2 separate regions of the Homo sapiens genome follow, and region 2 is linked to region 1. Evidence: chromatin loops called from intact Hi-C (ENCODE). Cell type or tissue: PC-3. All regions are shown on one strand. Each heading gives the region's core, and the rest is flanking DNA. Links, peaks and the distances in the headings are about the cores only.

Region 1 (11,448 bases), core at 2,066-10,065:
TCCTACGCTGGGAGTCCCCAGTGGGTCACAGGGGCATGTGTTAGACAAGCCCTTACAAAGGTACTTAGGTCAGTCCCCAGGAGGGTGACACACAAGTCTACCTCTCCCTGATCTCCACCTCTCACCTATATTTGCTAAAGCCTGGTATTCTTTTCAAGTAGAGATGGTTTAAAGCAGGTCACAAACTCAAAGAGCTACAGGAGGCAAGAAGATAACAAAATTAGGGCCGTAGAGAATGAGATGGGGAAACCGATAAAAAGATGAGGGAAGTAGACAAGGAAAGAAGCAGAGAAAGGAGCTGGGGGAGCAGATGAGGGAAATAAAGATGGAGATGAAGGAAGCAGATAGAAAGATGAGGGAAGAAAATAAGACGAAGGAAGCTCATTACAAAAGAGGCCAACAGGCTGAGGGTAGCAGATATAGGTAACAAAAGGAGGGAGACAGAGAAAATAGGAAGGACAGACAACAAAGGGAAGGATGCAGAAGACAAGCTGGGGAGGCAGCTAACAAGATGAAGGAGAGAGAAACTGAGGTTAGGGAAGTAGCAGTGATACTATAGGGCAGTGGGCAGCTACGTCAGGGAAGCAAACAACGATGCCAAGGCTAGGAGCTCCAGCTTTATGATCTGGTTTAACTTCTAAGTGCTCTCAGAGGAGGCTTATGGTTTCATGTCACATGGAGATGTAAATGACAGATACCTGGATCCTAGCAAGGTTCAAGGTGGGTGCTCATGGGGGCCAGGGAAAGGCTCCAAAACACAGCACAGACGACACTGGGGAGGAGAGAGGCATGAGGGCGGAAGGGGAGGCTGGGGACACAAAACACTGTAGCCAGCTTCACCATTTGCTTTAGCGTTAGCTGTGGCCTATTGCTAGCAGGAAAAACAGCATGGCAACGACAAAACATGGAGACCACCTTGAGTCTAGGAAACACAGAGACCACCTCTGGCTCAGTGGCAGCTCTGCAGACCATACAGAAGGCTCAGCTACTGACCAGCAGAGCAGCGGATACATCCCTTCTGACCCCAGGGCAACACATCCCGAGAGAACGTTGTGGAGACCTCAGCCCTGCATACGGAACAGGGCAGCACTGCTGTCTGACTCTCAGGAGTTGGCCTCACCTGCCTCAGCTGCTCTGCCTTAGCCTGGGGGTGGGGTGGGGGCAGGTTCTGCCGGTTATGGTCATCAAAAAAGCTGCATGTGAAAGTCTCAGGTTTCAAAGCTAAAGAATCAGAGGGAGAAACAGTATTTTATTCAGTTTTTCAACTAGATTTGGACTCCTTTCCCTCTCTCAATGTGACAGTACATGTTCTGCCTTAAACATTCCAGAATCTCATAGATGAGAACAAAAAATTTGTTTTTGAACAAATTTTGAACATTCTGTTCATTTAGTTATACATTTTGGAGACTATAGATTTTGGTTGTCAGGGGACACACCCATACCCACACAATATGAACAAATATTTATTGTAACTGAACATGTCTTTATTTATTTATTTATTTATTTATTTAATTTTTTTTTTTTTTTGAGAGGGAGTCTCGCTCTGTTGCCCAGGCTGGAGTGCACTGGCGCTTACTGCAACCTCCACCTCCCGGGTTCAAGCAATTCTCTGGTCTCAGCCTCCCGAGTAGCTTGGGACTACAGGTGTGCCCCACCATGCCCAGTTAATTTTTGTATTTTAGTAGAGACGGGAGTTTCACCATGTTGGCCAGGATGGTCTTGAATTCCTGACCTCATGGTCTGCCCGCCTCGGCCTCCCAAAGTGCTGGGATTACAGGCATGAGCCTGGCCCTGAACATGTCTTTTGAATCATCTATAAATTACTTATGAATGAAAGCTGTGTATTTTCTGCAGGATCTGGGGAACTCTTCTGGTAAGTAAGTAATTAATGTGAGTAACCAACTAAAACATGTCGGCAGCCTCATTGGAGCACGCAGATGACAAAATGTGATTCCACTCCCTCACCTCCCCACGGCCCCCACCTCCGTCCTCCCCAATCAGGGCGATGATGTTTGTTCCCATAAAAAGAGCTAATAAAATTAGCCTCCACTGTGATACAGGGAAAATCTTTATTTAATAAAATAATGTGTTTTGCTCCATTTCCAGAACAGCAATAAAATGGCACAACTGAGAGCCGTAATAGCTCATCCTGGTGGTTTTCACAGCGAGCACAAGTCTGTCCCGTGTGGCGGTGTGGAGGCCTGGAGGGCTGCTTTATGGAGGGACACGTTGGGGCAGCTTGCAGCCATTCTCAGCAAGGACAGTTTGGTGACTGCTTTGCTTTGAAATACACTCTTTGGGTCCACAAATCAAATCTTCCCATGTTCCTTGTCTGGAAAAAGTTGTGGGGATTTCCTAAAGTGTACTCAGAATTCAATTGGTGAGGAAGGCATTCATTGTTTCCCCAACTGACAGCAAGAAGCCAAGCCCCAGTCAGGCCCTCTGCAAATCTGAAAATCCAAGGTAGGGTCAGGAAGCTGTTGACTTGCCCTGCTGGGCTGGTGAAAGCAGACACGAAGTAGCAAGGCTGGTCTGTACAACAAGAGGCCTGAGCGCAACAGAGGCACTGCCGGCTGACAGAGTTCAGGCAGCAGGACATTGGGGTGGAGGCAAGTGTGGGTTCCCTGCCAGACCACCACACTGTCAACTAGATTTCAAAGCAAGGGTAACTCTGGTCAGGCAGCAGGACGTCGGGGTGGAGGCAAGAGCGGGTTCCCTGCCAGACCGCCATACTGTCAACCAGATTTCAAAGGAAGGGTAACTCTGGGTAGGAACAAGCAACAGAGTGGCCTTGGGGAATAGCACGTTAGAATCAATTCTGCTAAATCAAAGTTAGATCCAGGAAAAAAGAATTGAAGGAAGATGAGTTCTCATATTCCCTGATGGCTGCGTGGTGGCAGGAGCGGTGATGATTAGAGCAGAAAGAAAAGAAAAAATAAAATGATGATACTAAACACATATATTGTTTATTTTCTCCCAGGCAAAGTTCTAAGTATTTTATGTTCGTTAACTCATTCAATTCCAGCAACCACCCCATGAGGAAGAAATTATTATCGTGCCTATTTTACATGTAAGTAAACCAAGCCACACAGAAATTATGTCACTTGCCTAAAATCCCAGAGTTAATATGTGTCAAAGCAGATTCAAACACAAGCAGCCTGGCTCATACACATGTTTTGCTTGATCAACACCAGCGGGTATCAGAAGCACCGGGAGGTAGGTCCGCTAGATAAGAAAACAGCACACGTACTCAAATTTGAATTTCAGATAAACAACGAATAATTTTTTGGTGTATGTTCCATGAAATATTTGCTAAAAGCTGGCAGCCCTACCTGAAAGGCTTGTTAAAACAGATCTCTGGGCCTCACCCCAAGAGAGTTTGTTTCAGTAGGCCTGGGTAGGGCCTAGGAACCTGCATTTCTGTGAAGTTCCCGGGTAATGCTAATGTGGCTGGTCCAGAGACCACATTGAGAGCTGCTGATCTGCACTGTGGTGGCTGCACAGCATCAGCTTAAATAGCAAAAACTCATTGCCAAAGTTTATAAATGGGAAGATTTTATCCAGAAATCCAGATTTTGACATTACATTAAAAATTTGAAAGATGTGGCCACACTAGGCCCAGGTCTTTTTTAGAAGTGGGCACATATTTATCCTGTACATACACACACACACACACACACACACACACACACACACACGTCTAATGCCAAAGGGCAATATTTTATCATTTCCTAAGAACAATAATAAGCATTACAGAGCATTTCAAAGATAGGATTTTATCAGGTCCCTGTTATGATTCATCCTGGTGAAATCCGAGAAGCAGGCAAAACCTGCTTTGGAGTCCCTCATCACAGGCCTGCATTCTTATGTAGTAACTGCAGCTGAATCGGAGCTGGTCCTTTCAGACAGGGCTTGGGCTCTCCAGTTTGCTGTGGTCCCAACTTCTCCCTCCCGTCTCCCTGCCATTGGCTGAGCCTCCTTGTCATTTATAATCATGTGTGTGGTTTTTTTCCTTCTTATCACAGGATTAAAAAGTGAAATATTTCTTACATCCATGTCTCCATCAAAAGTAGACCAAGTGTTTCTTAGAGGATGCTCTATCCAACCCATTCACTAATTTATATTGCTGCCTGGCCCCTTAGAAGCATTAGGATTTAAGCTGTTTTGTTTAGTTTTTCTTATGAAGAATTCCTATTTATGGCTATAAGATGATTTAGCAAACCCTTCATGCAAAGGGCAAAGACACAAACTTCTGCCTAGCTCAGGTTGATCAGACAAATTCCATATTACTAAGGGTGAAATTAATTGGGTTTATTGTATTTGTGAAATCCAAACACAGTTTCAGTTATTACTAGCCACTAATGGCTTATAATGAAGGCAGAGCTTGTTAACTAAGCAAACAACTGGCATGTTTGTTTAAAGTGTAAATAGAAGGAAAATTCATGAATTAAACGAATGAATTCACTGATTGTTCTCCCTTGGCTGTAAGGGGGCATTCAGCTGCCACAATATATGTCACCACCTTTGTTAAACAAATTCGCCTGCTCAAGTTATCTTTATCCGGTCAGAGACCGTCTTAGTGGTAGCTTAAAAAGTAAATGTCTCTCTTAATTTTTCAAAGTACTCATCTGCATCAATAAATGCCACTAAGTATAAGGGATCACCTGGCTATTGGGGATTCATAAATAATTGAACTTTTAAGAATAACAGCATATTTCCTAATCTCAAATTATGACTCCATGGATAGACCACCATGGCACGCTTGTCGAGATAAGGAGACAATATCCTTCTTATTTCCCAGGGTGGTCCTGGAAAATATGTGACAGATGGTCATCCTCAGAGGTATTCAACTTAACAGCATGTCCCTCTGAAAGGTAATAAACCTCACCAGAAACAAAAATAAACAAATAAAAGTCTCTCCAAAGTCTCTCCAAAGTCTCCTGATTTTAACTAACCTTTCCATTTAAAATTATGAGCCTTCTATTTCTTCTCCCCAAATGGAATGCATCAGGTTTATTGGATATCTACAGCTCAATCCCATTTCTCTGGATGGTTCCCTTGACTCATCATTCTTTGCATGTGTTCACCGTGGTGAAAATGTGGGCAAGGATCCCAGGAATTCCTTTCATTCTAAAGAATTCTGCCTGCCCATGTCCCCATTCCTAGGTGGTTACCTTTTTGTGATCTGAAAGGCACCCGGGTCTGTTTGGAATGTATTCAGCTGCAAGTAACAAAAAATACAATGAACACTGGCACACACTGGAGAGGTTTTTCCTTTCTTGAAACAATATCACTGGAGTGACAAGACCTTGCTGGGGCTGGTGCAGTGACTGGCAGTGCAGCGGGAGCTGGAGGACTTGCTATACTCCCACTCTCCATCCTTCCTGTGTGCACTTCTTTCCTCATGCTTGCCCCTCATGCTCACGGGTTGACCACTACACCTTCATGCACCATGTTCGTGTTTAACATGGAAGAAACGCGCTGTGCCAGCAACAACGATCCCTTTCATCAGGAAAGCAACTTTTCCCAGGGAGCCCATAGCCGAGATTCCTACTCTTTAGTCTCTGCTAGCTGTTAAGGCAGCATGGGAAAGATGCTTTTTGGTGTTTTCTGACTCTGTAGTGGAAGATGGACAAGGAATTGGGTCTCACACGGTCAGCCATGGCACCGTAGTGTAGCCCTCTTTCTCATAAATAGCAGAAAGTCATCACTTAGGTCATCTTTTAGAACGCAAATACTTTAGGAAGAGATAACGCACTCAACTCACACTGAAGTGTTAGTAACATATCACATTCCTTCTTTCCAGGCAGGGGACATTCTGAGCATGGGGGTCGGGGGCTGGGCAAGTCAGAGTACCTCAAAGACACTGGCTACCTAGTACCCAACTTAACTGCACGCTGGCTGGCACTTGCACTTTCATTTTACCTTCATACCCTCACCAATGACCAAACACCTAACAAAGCTAAGAGCGGTACTATCTATTCTAGTGGTTTTTAAGAACTCGGTCTTTGGGGACAGAGCTGGGGGTCAACTCCTGGCTCTCCCTCTTGCCAGCAGCATCAGTGCATTGGTTTCCTAGGGCAGCTGCAACAAACCACCACAAGTACGGTGGCCTAAAACAACACAAATTTATTATTTTACAGCTCGTCAGGTCAGAAGTCGGACACAGGTCTCACTGGGCTGAAATCTATGCTGCTGGAAGTCCTTGTGTGTGTGGTTGACTGGAAGGGGCACAGGGGTCTTCTGGAGTGCTGGTTATGTGCATTTCTTGGTCAGGGTGCTAGTGACAGGGATGTCTACAGTTTGTATCCAACAAGCTGTATGCTAAGATGTATACTTTTCTGTTTTACACTGCAATGAAAAGTTAAAAACAGACAAATACCCTGGGAGGTCCATCTTTTCCATGGAGAAACTGAGGCAAAGATGAAGTTAGAGCTCTGTCAGTAGGGACAGAACTGAGACCAGGGTCTGGGCAGCCCACCTCCTAGTCTTTTGAGTTTAATGTATTCGAGGCCAATTTCCAACACTAATTATGTATTATATATTTAAAATCTCTTGAGAAAAGCTTTTTTTAAAAAATTTCTTTTGCCATAGAGTCACATTTCTATTGCAAGTGAAAGGTACCTTGTATGCTTCAGACACACCTGTAAAAACAGAACCAATCCTGTCATATATCCCTGTCTGCTTCACTTTTTTTCAGACGCTGTGAAAAACATGCCACAATAATAAACCCCTTTTCCATCCTAGCCAGCTGGAAAATTACGTGATGCTTGAAGTGACATCATTCAGCTACGACACCAAGCCAGTGGCTGCTCTGAGAAATCTGGGTTAGACAATGACAGCATGGATGTGAATGCCACTAGGCAATGAATCCCACCCTTTTTATTAGCAAATGGCTGTTTTTATCACCATGACATTTTAAAAATGAAACTGTGACAGCTACATTGTCTGAGGCCATTGATCACCCAACATCTCTTATCTCCAAAAGGAAGCCCACTGGCCAGAGGTGTCCTGTTTCAAAGCAGGGAAGACAAGAATGGAGGTAAAGGAGAGCTCATTTTAAACCACTAGTTCCAAAGGGAAAGACCAGGGCCCAGGACTGAGGTACTGGGGTCTTCCAGGGGATAGACAGTCTTCCCTCTATCTCTATCAATTGTTTCTAAAGTGAGCTCAAGTAGCAGTAGTGATAATACCTTAAGTAGTAATGACAGTATCTACAATAATACTCTTTGCTATAGACACAGATACTGTATCATAAACCCTAGGCAAAACCCCAGGATGCTTATTAGGTAAACATAACATCACGAGGAGGCCCAGACATTCCTCCACCTTTTTGACCTTTAAGTTGAACTACATAAAATGCAATAAGTGACCCTTTCCAACTTCAAAAAATGGGCAATTTCATATGGCTCATCCTAATAGACTGGCCCCTCCCCCAAGATCCTTCTCTGCAGATGTGTTAGGAACTGCCAAAAGATCTAGGGAAATGTCCATACTTCTCAAGCAACAGAGAATTAGAAACACTGCTGCACCTCATCATATAAAAGTGCAGAGGATGGCCCTGGGGCAAAAGACGTCCTGCTGTCCTCCGAAAGAGCTGGACCCTCGACCAGTGGGCCCTCTGTCCTTTGCCCACTCAGTGTGAAGCCAGGTGCAATAGGTTAAAAGCACATCCTCAAGTCAACAGCAAAGGCAGAGGCGTGCCCACAGCAGGGAGACTGGAGTAGCATTAGGTCCCACCCTTGAGGGAGCCCAAGAAGATCCGCGGTTGATGTGCTGCGTGCTGCAAGGCTGCCCGAGACCCAGTCCTCGCTCGGAAGCCAGAGGACAAGGAAGCTGGGGTCCTACCCGGGTAGCAAGGTTTCAGATGACCAGTCTGCCACAGGTGCTGGATGCTTCTGCACTGGAGTGCAGGGCCCAGGGTAAGAGAGAGTACCCTGCTTCAGAGCCACTCTCCACAGGTGAAGAGGCATGGCCTAGTCGGTTCACAATCTGCCAGGGAGGGCTCTGGGAAGGAGAACCGGCTGCTTCTAATGCAGGACTAGAGGTGAGGAGGAAAGGTGAGAATGGACGGAGGGCTGCCAGGGAGAAAACTAGTTAAGGGGAAGAAGTGTCCATCTAGGCAGGGACCCGCGATTCAAACGCCTGCATAGCTCTGGCTCACAGCAGTCTTGCCGCAACCGAAATGGGGGAGACAGTCTGGGGAGTATGGATGTGCTAGCGCTGAACCTTGGGAAGGAGTGGGGCTGGTTCTGGAATCCCCAGACACTCGATCCAGAAGGGCTCTTAGAGGCCCCACCCCCTCCCATTCTCAGATGAGAAAGCAAGACCCAGCGAGCTGCAGCCTTCATCCATGGGGTGGGAGCTGCTGTGTGCCATGGCGGACTCATGACAGCCGTTTAAGTCTGCAAGGTATTTCCTTCAAAGCTCTTTTACAAAGGCCCAGTCACCTCAGAACCAACAGACACCCCTTGCCTGAAACTGGTGACTCACCCCAAGCTAGAGGCTTGTGGGGATCTAGGGCAGACATCAGCGTATGCCACCCTGTGTAGTTACATTCACACAGGCTTTTGAGATGGACGTCACACACGTCACAGCAGTTGACTGCGATGCCTTCTCTCTGGGAATACTTGGCCTTTACTTCTGCTGACAAATGGCTACCCTTAAGTTTCAGCCTCATCGTTCCTTTTCTTTGTTTTGGTGGTTGGTTGACCAGTTTCATGTGAGAGGAAAATAACAACAAACAAAGAAAAGAAAACATTTCATACTATTTTCTAAGTATAAAAGCTGTCATCTTTTCACAGTTGTATAACCATAATGGTTTACCTAATTGTTTTCAAATTTTCTCATTCTTTTTTTTTTTTTTTTTTTTTTTAAGGCTCCAAAAATTCACCTTTGGGTTGAACACATCTGTGTGAAAAAAGCCTGGCGGAAAGAAAAACTGGATTATGCTGACGCTCAATGCGCGTAACCTTAACTACAGCATGTTTGCTTCTGCAAACACTACAGTATATGAAATTAAATATTAATAGCCATCACCTCACCCCTTCGGAGAACAGGCCTGAGTCACAGCTCCTGTGTGGCGTGATTTCCATTCACGGACTCACTGTGAACGCTGCTCACGTTACGAAGCCTCAAACCAGGCAAAACCAAAGCAAGTGTGTGTTTTTATTCCATAATGTCATGGGGAACATTGCTTATTTTGGAGGCCAAGTTCAGTTCTCCTGAATTTACCACCTATGACACATTTTAAGACTAATCACCTCAAAACATACTAGGAGAAATGACAAAGTTATTTTTAAGTTAGAAAGGAAAATATTGGAATAAGATGAACATGTCTGTTATTTATCAGTGACGAGATTTGCAGCACTCGGCTGAACTCTTCTGACATTTGAAAGCACCAACATATTTGTATTGGTGAATATATTTCCAGTGCCCCTTATCTGTGCATTGCAAATGGACATAATTAGATTTTTAAACTTTGCATGGGTGGTGTCAAGTATGCCAAAGATATTTAGCTTCCTGGGGGTTTATGGGAGGTCTGGTTTCCCCTCTCTACCTCTGCATGGTCACTGTCTTCTTGATAAGCTTTAGACTCTCAGCAGCCTAAACCATTTGACGGTTTTGTGTATGATGATTACAAAGCAGAGTTAAAGGAAAGAATGAAAGTCAAGCAGCCAGCCCAGTACCTGGCACGCAGCAAACATCCCACAAATGTTAGCTCCCTTTTCCCTTCCCCACTTCTTATACTCTTAGAGGGATAAGTGCTTTCAAGTCAGTGTTCAGAATTGATTCTTCAAATCCCCCAGGAGATAGTGTAAAGTGAACATTCCGCTTTTATTGGTGAGGGGCCAACAAGGGGAGGATGGAGGATTTACTCTGTGGGATGGGATCCTGGCACAGTCAGAGACTGGACCAAAGCTCTCTCTGCCACAGCTTAACAGCAGGGCTCCTGGGCTAAATCGCTTCTTTCGGTGGCCTGCCACACCAAGGTGTGTTTTTAAAATCTGCGCAATAAAATTTAGTGTGGTTGGAGAGGTGGCAGCGGATGGGAACCCACCCACAGGCAACTGACGTCAAAAAACCAGAGGGAAACATTAGGCTTCTCTGTTCTCGAGAAGCTTCTGCTCTGTTAAGCAACCTGAGAAGGAAGCTGACTTTCCATTAAAAAACGGCCACTTTGGCAGTTGTCAGAGACAGCCTGGTGTCTTATACTTCCCCTCTCAGGAAAAGTGAGGAAAATAATTTCCATAAGTTGGAAAGGAAGAAACCAGCAGTTCAAAGAATAGAGCTGGAAAGGAATTTGAAGGGCACTTAGAGTAACCTCCACCTCCAGAGAGCAAATGAGGAAAGAGGCCCAGCGAAGACTGGGGACTAATCTTGCCCTTAAATTTGCAGGGTAGCCCACCCTGTAGGCCACGCTGCCTTCACAAAGCTAGCTAGCTGCCTGCACCTTGGTCAGCTGTTGAGAGGGACATGCCTCGAATTCTAGTCTGAAGAGGGGTTGCTGCAAGGGAGGCTCCCAGATGCCTGGAAGGAGAACTGCACTCTAATGTTGATACCCCGAGGCTGGAGATGTTGCTTTGGAAGAGGCTCTGGGGAAGACTGGTGTGGGGGAGGGTGTGCATGTGTGTGCACACATGCATGTGTGTAAAGGGGCAAAAAAACAGGCAGCCCTTTCCTCCTTACACCTTTCCCCGCGGAAAACAACCTGATGCATGACTCTGTGTCCTGATGCTTGACTCTGTGCCCAGCCAGCCTTCTCCTGGCTGGTCTCTGAGGCCAACACTGTGTACACACAGAAGACGGCTCTCCTTGAAACATGGCAGCTGCACTTGATCTGGACACCAGCCTCTGGGTCTCTCAGTTCTTCAGTTTTCTCCTTTCTAGAGAAGCCCGAGAAGCAGCATGCCAAAATCAAAGAGCAGAGTTGTTCACATGCTCCACACATGCCTGCAGGTGTGGGTCTTCCCTGTGTCTGCAGGAAACCAATGTGTCTGATTTTAAAATACGGTGATGTCACTCATAAGACTGTACTTTCCTTAGGAAATTAGTAATGTCCTTATTTCTAGGGGCCCTTCATATCCATCTTTCCTCTCTTTTTCATTGAATCTCAACAGCTTTGTGAGGGTGGTGGCCTTTTGTTCCCTTCGGGTGAGAAACAAAGGCTCAGAAAGAGGAAAATTCCGACCTGGAACAGCAAGCCAGTGATGCAGCAGAGCCAAAACTCGGGCCCACCTCTCCTTTCTAGTATCAGCTGGATGTACACATGGGGGGAACAGCTCTGTGTCTGTGGGTCACCAGGTGATTCCATTCAGGGAACACACACCTAAGTCCAAGACTGGGTTGGGCAAACAGGACATAGAAGGTGGACAGTGCTGCTGCACCATTCATTGATTCAGCAAATATTAACTGAGAGCCTACATTGCCATGCTCTGTCCTGGGGGC
Region 2 (8,000 bases), core at 1-8,000, 200 kb before region 1:
GAAAAAATGGATAAATTAGACCTCATCAGAATTTAAAACTTTTAGGCTGGGGGCATAGCTCACTCCTGTAATCCCAGCTCGTTGGGAGCCCCAAGGCAGGAGGATCTCTTGAGCCCAGGAGATGGAGACCAGCCTGGGCAACAAAGTAAGACCCCTTTTCTACAAAAAATACAAAATTTAGCTGAACGTGGTGGCACACACCTGTTGTCCTAGCTACTCGGGAGGCTGAGGTGGGAGGATCACTTGAGCCTGGGAGATCAAGGCTTCAGTGAGCTGTGATCATGCCACTGCACTCCAGCTTGGGCAACAGAGTGAAACCATATCTCAAAAAATAAGAAAGGAATGTAAAATTTCTATTCTTTGATAGATATCATTAAGAAACTGAAAAAGCAGGCCAGGCACGGTGGCTCATGCCTGTAATCCTAGCACTTTGCAAGGCTGAGGTGGGTGGATCACGAGTTCAAGAGATCAAGACCATCCTGGCCAACATAGTGAAACCCCGTCTCTACTAAAAATACAAAAATTAGCTGGGCATAGTGGCATGTGCCTTTAGTCCCAGCTATTTGGGAGGCTGAGGCAGGAGAATCGCTTGAACCTGGGAGGTGGAGGTTGCAGGGAGCCAAGATCACACCACTGCACTCCAGCTTGGCAACAGAGCAAGACTCCATCTCAATTAAAAAAAAAAAAAAAGAAAAGGAAGAAAGAAGGAACTGAAAAAGCAAGCCGTTAGCTAGGAGAAAATATTTGTAATATATGTATACAACAGAGGACTTGTGTCGAGAATATATGAAGAGCTCTTATAACTGCCTAAGAAACCAGTTTTTAAAATGGACAAAAGACTTGAATATATACTTTCAAAAAAGATACATAAGTTGGCAGTAAGCACATGAAAACTGTTCAGCGTCATTTGCCATCAGGAAAGTGCAGAGTGAAACAGGTAGGAAAGCAAGCATACATAGGGTTATGTTCCCAGCCACTAGAATGGATGAAATGCTGGGGAGTATGTGGAGCAACTGGAATTCACATACATTGCTGGTGGGCGTAAGATGGTACAACACCGGAAAACCATATGGCCTTACGATGTTAAACAAGCATCTATCTGTGACCCAGCAGTTCCATTCCGATGGCATCCCCAGGAGAAACAGAAACACATGTCCATGAAAAGACATATGTATGCATGTTAACTACAGCTTTATTCATGACAGCCCCAAACTGGAAGCAGCCCAAATGCACATCAAGAGGAGAATGGCTAAACAGACTATGGCATATTCATACAATTCAGACTACTTCTGAGCAATAAAAACAGAATGATCTACTCGCACACAATAACGTGGCTTAATCTTTAAGAAAATATGTTGAGCCCAAGAAGCCAGACACAAAAGAAAACATACTTTATGTTCCCTTTACACAAAATTCAAGAATAAGCAAAACTAATCTCTCTTGTCAAAATCAAAACATTGGTTGCCAGGGTGGGGTGGAGGGAATGATTGTTAAGAATTGGAAGGGGACTTTTTGGCGTGATAGAAATGTGTCTTCACTGGGGTGGTGGTCACATGGATTTGCACATTTACCAAAACCTCATATACTTAAAGCCCATGCACTCCATGCGTTATAGATTTTACCTCAATTTTTAAAAAAGCTTCTGTGCCCCTTGGGGGCATAGATAGCTGTAGCTCTTTGGCCCTCGAAATGCGAGCACAGTTTTACACTTTTGTTGTTATTTTAAAAACCATGCTGAGCCAGGCTCAGTGGCTCATGACTATAACCCCAGCACTTTGGGAGGCCGAGGCAGGTGGATCACTTAAGCTAAGGAGTTCAAGACCAGCCTGGCCAACATGGTGAAACCCCATCTCCACTAAAAATGCAAAAATTAGCCAGGTGTGGTGGCATGTGCCTGTAATCCCGGCTACTCAGGAGGCTGAGGCAGGAGAATCATTTGGACCCGGGAGGTGGAGGTTGCAGTGAGCTGAGATTGTGCCTCTGCACTCCAGCCTGCGCAACAGAAGGAGACTCCATCTCAATAAAAAAACAAAAACAAGCCGGGCATGGTGGCTCACTGTAATCCCAGTACTTTGGGAGGCCGAGGCGGCCAGATCACCTGAGGTCGGGAGTTCGAGACCAGCCTGACCAACATGGAGAAACTCTGTCTCTACTAAAAAGTACAAAATTAGTAGTGCTTGGTGGCGCATGCCTGTAATCCCAGATACTTGGGAGACAGGGAGGAGAATCGCTTGAACCCGGGAGCCAGAGGTTGCGGTGAGCTGAGATCGCGCCATTGCACTCCAGCCTGGGCAGCAAGAGCAAAACTCCGTTTCAAAAAAAAAAAAAAAAATGCTGAAATACCTAACATCTCACAACGGCTTTGGCAAGTCTTTCCAAAACAGAAGATTTATTTGTATAATTGGGTTCATGTGAAGTAGAACTCATAAAGACATCAAGAGCATAAATTTTTAAGTCCCAGAAGGTGACTTTAAAAAGGTTAATTATTCTGGAAAATATGAGGTTATTGGGAGCTTATTTTTCAAAAAATAAATGTTTAAGAAAGTGTTCTGACCATGTTAGTACTGGTGGGTCTTTTTTGGGCAGAGGACTCAGAGTTTTGTATTTTCCTGACCCCGTTTCAATCTTAATGTTCATGCTCTTTGGATTTTCCATCCTGTGGCAGCTGCGGTTTGCACTCAAGACCTACTTTCCTTACACTTCTCCATCTCTTGCCATGGTGCTGCTGCAAGACCCTCAAGGTGAGTTAGGGTTGACTTTGCCCACATCAGAATGATTTCCTGGGAAGAGCATTGTCAAATTATGACCTCCTCATCAGGCCCTTATCTACAGCATGAGGGAGACAGAACTGGTTATTTCTAAGATCCCTTTAAGCCCCCAGGATCCCACATTCTGTGGATTTTGATATGAGAGTCTGCTTGGCTTCCCAGTTGTGATCACTTACCAAAAGAAGAAAACAAACAAAAAAACAATGGCCTCTGGTAGGTGTTGCTAGTCTGCCTCCAGATAACACAGGCTCTTCTGGTGCCAACCAGATCCACCAGATGCCAGGAACAGGCTAAGACTTGGCTGAGTCAGAATAAAACAGTACATTCGTTTGCTTTTCATTCTTTCTACTCTGTGCAGCCTTGTTGCAGAAGAAAAGACAAAATGATGGATGAAGCTGAGGAAATGCAGGGGAAGTTTCCCCTAACCAAGCTAAGGGAAGGATTTTGAGAGAGTTCAGTAAGGTGCTTCATCCACAGCCTCTCCTGATATCCTTTGCCAGCCTTCCAAAGGCTATCCAGCTGGGGAAGTGATGGTTCCAGCCTTCATTCGACTGGTGTTGATCCAGGAATGTGGCTGTGAGCTCACGCTTAGGAGACATTTCGGAAATAGAGAATAAGGGCATCCTTTCCCTCTGAGGCCTGAAACCTGATGGAAGGCAGTCCTGACATGGGCACAGACTGCGCCAGCCAGAAAGGGGCCTTATTGGAGCATGGGAGGAGAGGAGACAGAAGGGAACGAGCCAGTCACATTTCCTTTTTATGCCATTTTGGGCCTGCCTTTTTTCTGAGACTTGAGTGAGTAGATCTGTTTGAGAAATGCAAATGATTCAAAGTTTCAGAGCATTTTACAAAACCTAAATTCCTCTTCCTTTTTCGAGAAGATGTAGGTTCTTGCCCAGGGTGATCCCCTAACACTGTCTTCTCAGATGCTGGAGCTAGGGGTGGGATCTCTGGGTGACAGTTTTATGAAAACTCTTGGGAAAACTTTATTAACAAGACAGAAAAATGAGGAATTCACTCTCCCAGGGTTCACCTTACGCTTAGGTCAGATCAGCAAAGCCTAAAGTCAGCCAACAGGGGACGCTGAGTGAGCTCCAGAAAATGTACTGGAGTTGTTAGTGTCTCAGTTTGGAAATAGTAAATAAACGGTGAGGTGGTGCATGGGCATGGGCCCAACCCTTTACCTTTCCGTTTGTGTAACTTGTAGATTTATGTCCAAATATAAATAGGTGGCTTCGGGCAGAAGTACAAGAACCTCTTGTGCTAGTTCCTAGAAGAGCTGTCTGTATATTACTTTGGGAAACAGTGTTATGGTCACAGATTGAAGAAGTGTTTTTTAGTGGCATGATCTTCTGTTTATCAGAAATTTATTTCATACCCATTGTGAAGGCCGGGAGAGGGGTGTAAAAGAGGATCACTTACGAGCCCTGACTGTGTAGACACTACAAGTGGAGGAAATGCGAAATAAACATCTAAATAGCTAGTAAAAGGAAGAAACGAAAAATACCTTCAAAAGGCTGTGCACCAAGGGCCGCGGGAGTTCAGAGGAGGGAGGCGCTGGCCTTGTGGAGTAGCAGCAGTTTGTCCATCACTCGCCTTACCTTCCTTGTGTGTTCGATTATAGCATCTATCACTATGTGAAAACTTTTGCAGATGCTGCACAGAACTGCAGATACGTGCTGCTCAGCTGTATTTAAAACCACAGGATGACTGTGAAACCAGAGCAGCTCACTCAAGAAAAGACATTTGTTTGCATAATGCTCACTTATTTTCTTTCCTGGCCTTTTTTTCCACTGTAAACCTGAAATCATATTGTGAATTCATCACAGCCCTAGGAAAGCAGTCAGGCAGTCTATTCCTAATTCCTTATTGGCTGCTTTACTACAGTCTCCGTCTATTTTGAAATCAACACATTAGTGATGGAGGAGTGTGTAGGTAGAAAAGAAGAAACCTAGGGCATCCGCAACCCGGCATTTCCCAGTCTCAGCGGGGGCTGCTTATGCAATCTCTAGCTACTTCCATGTACCTGAATTTAAAATTACTTGAGGGCAAGCGTGGTGATTAATGCCTGTAATTCCAGCACTTTGGGAGGCCAAGGCGGGAGGATCACTTGAGCCCAGGAATTTGAGACAAGTCTGAGAAACATAGTGAAACCTCATCTCTACAAAAAAATTTTAAAAATAGCTGGGCATGGTGGTGCACCCCTGTAGTCCCAGCTACTGGGGAGGCTGAGGTAGGAAGATCGCTTGAGCCCAGGAGGTTGGGGCTGCAGTGAACCAGGATCGTACCACTGCACTCCAGCCTCTGACCAAGCAAGATCGTGTCTTAAAACCCCACAAAACTAAAATTAAAAGATTAGATTCTTTGATGTTCAACTCTGTGTGACATGGACAGATCTTACTTCCCCAGGCTTAAGAGATAGGTACTGGCTGGGAAAAGCATGAGAACAGTATTGGGTTCCGTGAACCAGAAGTAAAGGGCGTCTCCCAAAGACTCTTCAGGTCATCCCTGCAGGTGGTTCCTCATGGGCTTGACATTTCCTCAGTTGCCCTCTGACGTATCTCTCTCCACCCGCAGATATCCCTCGGGGACACTGGCTCCAGACACTGAAGCATATTTCTGAACTGCTCAGAGAAGCAGTTGAAGACCAGACTCATGGGTGAGCAAACACTGACCACTCCCAAATCTACTTCACACATGGTTTCCCTAGATCCTCATCTGCCCTTTGAGCAGGGCTGACAGAGGAAGGCATTACTGGTCTGGGACCATCACCAAACAGGTGAGCACCATGGTGAAGTGAGAAGTGGAGGAAGCGCATGGCTGCACGGATGGCTTGGAGCAGGTCAGGATGAATAGGCATGCGCATGTATGCATGTGCCAATACCTGTATCGAAATGTTTTCTACATTAACGTCTGGTTTTAGATTTTGAAATATACAGGCATAACAATAAAAAGAAGAGGCCTTGGAAAAAGCAGCACCCACCTGCTGGGAACCCCTCCCTGGCCGCACAGAAGGGAAAGGGCACTTGTTTGGGTCCTGTGGTCTTCCCTCTACCTCTCTAGGGAAGGAGATTTGAAACTCCTACACAGTAGGGTGGAATGTTAAATGCTTGCTTTTCCTTCTCTCTAATAAATCTCTCTAAAATGAGAAAATCTATTCTAATATAAATTCTGGGTTGGTTGGTTTGTTTTAAATTTTTAGAGATAAGGTCTTGCTCTGTCTTTCAGGCTGGAGTGCAGTGGAATGATCACATCTCACTGTAGCCTCAAATTCCTGCGCTTAGGTGATCCTCCCACTCAGACTCCTGAGTAGCTGGGACTACAGGCGTGTACCACCACACCTAGCTAATGTTTAAATTTTTTTGTGGCCGGGCGCGGTGGCTCACACCTGTAATCCCAGCACTTGGGGAGGCTGAGGCAGGCAGATCACAAGGTCAGGAGATCGAGACCATCCTGGCTAACACGGTGAAACACCATCTCTACTAAAAATACAAAAAATTAGCCGGGCGTGGTGGCGGGTGCCTGTAGTCCCAGCTACTCGGGAGGCTGAGGCAGGAGAATGGCATGAACCCAGGAGGTGGAGCTTGCAGTGAGCCAAGATCGTGCCACTGCACTCCAGCCTGGGTGACAGTAAGACTCCGTCTCCAAAAAAAAAAAAAAATTTTTTTTTTTGTAGAGGTCTTGCTGTATTGCTTCAAATTCATGGGCTCAAGTAATCCTCCTGCCTTGGCCTCCCGTCGTGCTGGGATTACAGGTGTGGACCGCTGTGCCTGGCTTGTTAATTTCTTAACAGTAGTGTTAGGTACCCTCTTATGTGTGTGATTTTCTTGAAAGCATTCACATTTATGCCTTGCTAAATTCCTTGTATCATAACACTCTTTGGCTTCCTCTTTCAGAGTATAATTTTATTCATTGTCCCTGCTAGCCTACTAAGACTATCTTATTTGTTCCTTTTGCCACTTTTCACTCCTGGAATTCTCTGTAGTCTCACACCGAGTTGACACAGACAATGGGTGACACACCTATGTCCAGCTCCGTGATTGATGGCTTGGGTGCCAGCTGCTCACTCCTTCCTCACCATGATTCTTACCGACAGAGACCAGACAAAAAAGGCCTGCAGCCAATGGAGGCTGCGGGGTTGGCCACATGAATAGCCTGCAGTGGCCAGTCGGCCCCCCACACACCCTCCCTGGTTGTCCTGGTGTTACACAGAGCTGGACCTTGAAGAATCTTAACTCGGGGACAGGACGTAGATGCAGGTGGCATAAACAGCCCACCCTGTGATTGAGACATGTTGTGCAGTGGGTGCCCTGGGTGTTTTTCTCTTCTCTCTACCCACCCTCTCCACCATCACTCAGAATGTGTGATGTCAAATGCGTGAAGACTGGAATAAAACAGCAACCAGAAAGGGCGCATGTGGTGCTGCAGAACAGGACTTAGACCTCGTGGGGCTCCCACTTCAATCCAGACCTTGGAGCCATGAGATACCTTTCAGGTGGCCACATGGGACTGCTTGTGCATTCAGCTACTGGTGGAAGACAGAGGGAAGGACCAGACCGGTCTCTGATCCTGATCCAGTCACGCTGCCAACCTGGGAGCTGGGAGCATGAGGGAGCCTCACTGCTCTGTGCATCTGTCTACCCTGACATGGTGCCTGCAGGGAAGAGGCATGGCAGAGTCCCCTCCTCACTCTGGTACAGCCTAACCCAGCCCACAGCCAACGTGGCCTCCAGAGCATCAGCTCTGACCATGTCCTGGGAAAGAGGGACATGTCTCTGTTGCTCAAATGTAGAACATTTAACCACTTGTTCTCAGGGAGGACTGGGGCAGGAGGACAGCAGTGTCCAGGGAGGCGAGGACAGTGCTTAGAGCTTGGGAATTCCATGGGCCAGGCAGAGGAACATGCAGGAAGATCCAACAAAGGGGCCAGGAACACTCCTGTTCCAGCCACTGCCCCAGTCCAGAAGGAATGTTCTCATCTAATGTGATCTCAGGCTGGTCTGTTCCATCCTCTCCAAGGGAGATGTTCACCTGCTGAGACCGGCACTGCACACAATTAGTAGGCCCTTATCTCAAGCAAATTCTACCCTTAAAACAAGTATTGCAACTCCCATTTGCCAGTGTGGCGAGGGGATAGCTTCACAAACACTTCAACTTTCTGGCATTGATGCACCCATGATGACAGCAGCTCATTAAAAATTCGTAGTTGCTGAAATATCCACCTGAACTTTG

Evidence for each region. A loop is a pair of places that touch in the nucleus more often than their neighbours do. Peaks named below come from ENCODE experiments on the same cell type or tissue, not always from the same donor. Only the 100,000 strongest peaks of a DNase experiment are listed, where the experiment ranks them.
Region 2: it touches region 1 in a loop (2.8-fold over the local background); 5 of 110 quality-filtered maps call a loop at or near these places.

Annotation. Positions count from the first base shown.
Region 1 is chr9:94,906,774-94,918,221 of GRCh38, reverse strand. The region is part of intron 5 of AOPEP (aminopeptidase O (putative)); the gene reads right to left. Among named protein-coding and RNA genes, the nearest start is that of AOPEP-AS1, 33 kb to the left of the region's middle. RefSeq lists enhancers at 1-91, 1,189-1,689, 7,391-7,560. In PC-3, for the core only: no CTCF peak of the experiment used is centred there; DNase peaks (open chromatin) are centred at 3,821 and 5,131; H3K4me3 peaks cover 480 bases; H3K27ac peaks cover 4,136 bases.
Region 2 is chr9:95,112,056-95,120,055 of GRCh38, reverse strand. FANCC (FA complementation group C) reads left to right here. Exons shown (of 15, transcript NM_000136.3): 11 at 2,666-2,741; 12 at 5,346-5,427. It also overlaps a transcript of AOPEP not described here. Among named protein-coding and RNA genes, the nearest start is that of MIR3074, 30 kb to the right of the region's middle. RefSeq lists a silencer at 3,530-3,609. In PC-3, for the core only: CTCF peaks have their summits at 3,639 and 3,844 (motif pointing right); a DNase peak (open chromatin) is centred at 3,875; H3K27ac peaks cover 1,320 bases.